Regions from separate parts of the Homo sapiens genome. Here region 1 is linked to region 2. The links are chromatin loops, found by intact Hi-C in ENCODE. Cell type or tissue: Calu3. All regions are shown on one strand. Links, peaks and the distances in the headings refer to the core of each region. The heading gives the core; the rest is flanking DNA.

The links. Hi-C counts contacts between places; a loop is a spot of excess contacts. Peaks named below come from ENCODE experiments on the same cell type or tissue, not always from the same donor. Only the 100,000 strongest peaks of a DNase experiment are listed, where the experiment ranks them.
Region 1: it touches region 2 in a loop (8-fold over the local background); 21 of 110 quality-filtered maps call a loop at or near these places.

The regions. Positions count from the first base shown.
Region 1 is chr2:110,105,186-110,108,102 of GRCh38, forward strand. All of the region lies in intron 1 of MALL (mal, T cell differentiation protein like), which reads right to left. Among named protein-coding and RNA genes, the nearest start is that of MALL, 9.2 kb to the right of the region's middle. RefSeq lists an enhancer at 293-1,492. In Calu3, for the core only: no CTCF peak of the experiment used is centred there; DNase peaks (open chromatin) are centred at 1,156 and 1,661.
Region 2 is chr2:110,155,620-110,158,536 of GRCh38, forward strand. All of the region lies in intron 11 of NPHP1 (nephrocystin 1), which reads right to left. Among named protein-coding and RNA genes, the nearest start is that of MALL, 41 kb to the left of the region's middle. In Calu3, for the core only: a CTCF peak has its summit at 1,744; a DNase peak (open chromatin) is centred at 1,752.

The DNA of each region.
Region 1 (2,917 bases), core at 127-2,626, 51 kb before region 2:
CATCCTGACTGACTCTATTTTACTGAACCTGAATACACAGTGCCCTCCCAGAGTAGGGGCTGGGCCTGGCCAAGGGGCCAAGGTGGCCACAGGCAGTGTGGGGAGGTTCACATCCAACTCCTGTCCCATGGCCCTTTTCATCTTCTCTCCTGGGAGGTCTTGCTCTTCCCCAGCCCAAGGCCTTCCCTTTCCTCATGTTCTCCCGTCCTTGTTTTCCAGGGGACATCCTTGGCCATTATTCCAACGGGACCCCATGGTCCCACGGGCACAGAGGTTGGTGGCTCCCATGTCCTGCAGGAGAACAGAAGAGAAGGGTGCTGCCCTGTGGGAGCCAGACCAAGGACAGGAAGACGCCACATGGCAGTGAGGGGAGTGAAGGGAGGGACAGAGACAGAAAGGCTGAAGCATGAAAAGAAAATTATAAAATAAACTGGGGTAAATTGAGTTAACTTTGCTGCTCCTGGAAGTATGGAGAACTGACAGGGGAGCAGAGGAAAGCAAGGGAGATGATTTCTCCTCCTGGAAAACTCAACTTCTAAGGCACAGTTGGAAGGAAGGGGAAGATGCCTGCCTTAAGGTCAGGCCTAAGAGGAGCCCTAATTTCTTCTCCCAGCCCCACCCATTCACTTTCAGTCCACAGAGAGTTGGCCCTAGGGGGCTCCCGGGAAGCCCCTGGCTTCAGTGAGCTTCAGACAGGCTCTTCCATATAAACAGAGTAGAAGCAGCAGCAGGTTGGAATGAAGGTGGTACTGGCCATTTGGGTAAGACATACAATGAACTTGCCGAACTGGAAGAGCTCAGGATGAACTTCTAAGGGCTCAGAGGATTTATCTCTGACTAATGTGCTGGTGAGTTAAGCAGCTGAAAGGAAAACATCTAACATCAAACAAAGAGTTTGCATGGTCTCCGCTTTTAACTTTCTGAACCTCTAGAAATCTTAGCTGTTTGTTTTAAACTAGTCAAAAATCTCATAAGTCAACTAGTGACAAGGTTGACAGTTAAAATAATTTATTGGAGTCATAGTCATAAAGCATTTCCTTGTTCACAGTCACCCTGGGTGAGCTTGCAGCTTCCACCCTTCGGCTTATAAAATTCAGCTTATAAAAAAGCTGATGAGTCACCTCGTATCATACAGGTAATGGCATGGTCAGCCCCCAGCACCCGCAGACAGCTGGCTCCAGAGCAGGGCACGGGTGTGAGCCGCACCCACCCCAGGCTCCCCCAAGGCACACACACTTGCTACATGAAGGAGAGAGAAAATAAATGGATGTCTGTTCTCATCTTAAAATTCACCCATTCAAACCTTTTTTGCACTTGGAGATTATGTTTCAAAATTAATATTGTCTTTAAATAAGAAATCTAAATTCACCAGTAAACTACATAAAACATGAACTTTACTGATAAAGTTTCATCAATCACTAGTGGGGATGTAAAACACAGAAGTTATTCTCCAGCCACTCTGGAAAATAGTTTGTCAGTTTCTTAATAAAGCGTACACTTACTACACCACCCAGCAATCATACGGGGGCATTTTCCCTGGAGAACTGAGCATTACCCCCACACAAAAGCCTGCACACAAGTTTTCACAGCAGCTTTATTTGGAACGGCCAAGAACTGGAAACAGGCAAACTGTTTCTCAATAGGTGGATGGTTAAACAAATGACGGCAAAGCCAGACCACGGAACGCTACTTAGCAGTAAGAAGGAAGGAGCTATTGACATAGGCCACAGCTTGGATGGTGCTCAAGAGCATTAGGCTGAGTGGAAGAAGCCAACCTCAAAGACCCATATACTGTGTGATTTCATGTATTTATATAACTTTCTGGAAATAACAAAATTGTAGGAATGAAATTTGTGGTTTTCAGGGGTTTGTTCAGGAGGGGGTGAGGGAGGGCAGGGTAGGGGGTGCACCCTGAAAGGGTAGCACGAGGGAGCTCTTTGTGGTGAGTGGCAGTCCTGTGCCTTGATGCAGTGGTGATTCCCTGAATCTACACATGTGAGAAAAGTGGAGCCCCCAAGTACCAAGGGCAGCTTCTGGGCTCTGATACTGTACTACTGTTAGGAAAGATGCAGCCACCGGGGGAAGCTGGGGAGGAGGATAGCCTGGGGCAAGTTTTCAAACCCATCTTGCCCTCCACCTAGAAACAGACTTGGGGCTGCTGGGGGGTACACAGAGGGAGTGAGACTGGCCATTTGGTTTGTGTGGGAGCTGGGTGAGGCCTGTAACTGCCAGCTTTCCCCCACTTCCCTGACAACCTGCATGACCCAGCAGAAGCAGCCATAATCTTCCTAAGTGCACAACTCCAGTAACTTGGGAATCTCACCTTTACCCCTCACAGCAGCAACAGCAAGACCCACCCAAGGAGAGTCTGAGCTCATACATGCCTAGCCCTGCCCCTATCTGATGGTCCTTCCCTATCCACTCTGGTGGAAGACAAAGGGCATATAATCTTGGGAGTTCTAGGGCTCCACCCAACACTGGTCCCTCTCCATACTACTACAGCTGCTGCTTTTTGGAAAGTGTCACCTCCTGGCAGGGGGCCAACCAGCACAAAAATAGACCATTAAACCACCAAAGCTAAAGACCCTCACAGAGTCCACTGCACCCTCTGCCACCTCCACCAGAACAGGCACTGATATCCATGGCTGAGAGACCCATAGACATTCCACATGACAGTACTCTGTGCAGACAATCCAGAGTACCAGCCCAGAGCCAGGTAAATTCGCTGGGTGGCTAGATCCAGAAGAGAGACAACAATCACTGCAGTTTGGCTCACAGGAAGCCACATCCATAGGAAAAGGGGAAGAATACTACATCAGGGGAACACCCTGTAGGACAAAAGAATCTGAACAGCCTTCAGCCCTAGACCTTCACTCTGACAGAGCCTATGCAAATGAGAAGGAACCAGAAAACCAGC
Region 2 (2,917 bases), core at 210-2,709:
CAAAGGAGATCATTTTGGAGCTTTAAAATTTGACTGTCCAGCTGGATTTTGGACTTGCATGGGGCCTGTAGCCTCTTTGTTTTGGCCAGTTTATCCCATTTGGAATGGCTGCATTTACCCAATGCCTGTACCTCCATTGTATCTGGAAAATAACTAGCTTGCTTTTGATTTTACAGGCTCATAGGCAGAAGAGACTTGCCTTATCTTAGATGAGATGTTGGGACTGTGAACTTTGAGTTAATGCTGAAATGAGTTAAGACTTTGGGGGACTGTTGAGAAGGCATGATAGGTTTGGAAATGTGAGGACATGAGATTTGGAAGGGACTAGGGGAGGAATGATATGGTTTGGCTGTGTCCTCACCCAGATCTCATCTTGACTTGTAACTCCCTCAATTCTCACATGTCGTGGGAGGAAACCAGTAGGAAGTGATTGAATTATGGAGGCAGGTCTTTCTTTTTTTTTTTTTTTGAGACAAGAGTCTCAGTCTGTAGTCCAGGCTGGAGTGTAGTGACATGATCTCGGCTCACTGCAACCTCCACCTCCCAGGTCCCGGTTCAAGCAATTCTCCTGCCTCAGCCTCCTGAGTAGCTGGGATTACAGGCACATGCCACCATGGGGGCAGGTCTTTCTTGCACTGTTCTCATGATGGTGAATGATTCTCATGAGATCTGATGGTTTTAAAAATGGGAGTTTTCCCTGCACAATCTCTGTTCTCTTGTCTGCCACCATGTGAGATGTGCCTTTCACCTTCTGCCATGATTGTGAGGCCTCCTCAGCCATGCGGAACTGTAAGTCCAATAAACCTTTCTTTTGTAATTTGCCCTTTCTTGGGTATGTCTTTATCAGCAGCGTGAGAACAAACTAATACAGGAAGATAGGAAAAAGAAAAGAGACAAACAAAAAAGAGAGAAAACAAAGAGAAAAAAAATAAATCAGTGGACTAAAGGCTTGAGGCTCCTCTCCAGTGTCTGCCTGCTTCTGAATGCTCTGCAGTGCCTTCAGGTAGTTGCTTTTTACTTTGCCCAGAGTTTACAATTACCCTCTCTGGGTGGGGTGGTCCAAGAGGAGCTGACTCAAACATTACTGGAAGTTGTGTCTCATTAGTTAGTTTTGGCAACAATGCCTTTGGTTTTGTGTGTGTGTATGTGTTTTGGTTTCTGTTTTTTTTTTTTTTTGAGACAGAGTTTCTCTCTGTCACCAGGCTGGAGTGCAGTGGCGCAATCTTGGCTCACTGCAACCTCTGCCTCCTGGGTTCAAGTGATTCTCCTGCCTCAGCCTCCCAAGTAGCTGGGACTACAGGCACACGCCACCACGTCCAGCTAATTTTTGTATTTTTAGTAGAGACGCGGTTTCATCATGTTGGCCAGGATGGTCTAGATCTCTTGACCATGTGCTCTGCCCGCCTCGGCCTCCCAAAGTGCGGGGATTACAGGCGTGAGCCACTGCGCCCAGCCCAATGCTTTTTATTCATAACTAGGCTTAGATTTATTAAAGAAGCACTCTTACATAAACAGCACGAGTATCTGTGCAGCTATTAAATATGTTCCATAACTCTCAATTTGGAAATCTCACATAAATTTCTTTCATAAAGTAAATTTCATTATTTTGATATATTATTGAAAATAAAATTCCATTCCTTTTTATGTTCTTATATATGAGAACACAGAGAGGTACAGGAAAAAGTATCAAACCAGATGTATGAAACAGAAACCAATTCAGCTCTTGGTCACTGAGGACACCTACTGGCTCATTTGTGGCAGTGATTTTGTGCAGAATGTATTATGGAAGTGAGGGAGGATTACCGTCATAACATAAGTTCATTTCTTTACCCCAAGTTCAGATGAAATAAAGGCATTTTCTTCATGCTGGGGGTTAGCAGTATACTCAGCATGTGCAAAACCAAGCCCATGTCAACTCCTCCAAACGTGGTCCTCTTCCAGTGTTCCCCATCTCATTGAATGTTGCCACCATCCATCCAGATGCGGAAGTCAGAGACTAGGTGTCATGCCTATACCCCACTCCTCCTCTCTCCTCCATATCCAGTCCATCACCAAGCTTCGTTGATTTTTACTCCCAGATATCTCTATCCACATCTCTCATCTCCACCTCCACCTCTCTAAGTTATCATCACCACCTCTCATCCAGACACTCTTTGAAAGAACTATGTTCTTTCCATGTATAACATCACTCTGATAACTTCCCTTACATTAACTCATTTAATTTCACATTGACCGTTATCAGCTCAAGCAGCACTGTCTTCTCAGGAAGGAGCTTTGACTGTAGATTTGAGAATTCTTTTCTAACATAAGCATCTAGTGCTATAAATGTCCCTCTAAGCAATGCTTTAGCTAACATTCCACAAATTATGATATGTTGCATTTTCATTTTTTGTTCAGTTCAAAATATTTTCTAATTTCCCATGAAATTTCCTTTTAACCCTTTGATTATTTAGAAGTAGTTTTTAAATTTACAAGTATTTAAGTATTTTTCCATTTATCTTCCTGTTACTGATTTCAAATTTAATTCCATGTAATCAAGGACCATATATTATATGATTCCAATTCTTTTCAATTTGTCTAGGTTTGTTTTCTGACCCAGGACCGTCTATATTGGTGACTATTCCATATGTACTTAAGAGAAAGTGTATTTTACTATTTTGAGGTGAAGTGTTATGTGAATATCAATCTAATCCAGTTTGTTGATATGTTATACAGTTCTCTTACATCCTTACTAATTTTCTGTCTGCTTGTCCTATATTACTGAGAGAGAAGTGTTAAACTCCCCAACTATAATAGAGGCCCCAACTATAATTGTGACTTTGTCGGTTTCTCTTTTCAGTTCTAACCATTTTTATTTCTTGTGTGTTAAATTTCAGATGTTAGGTATGTACCCACTTAGGATTACTATGTCTTCTTG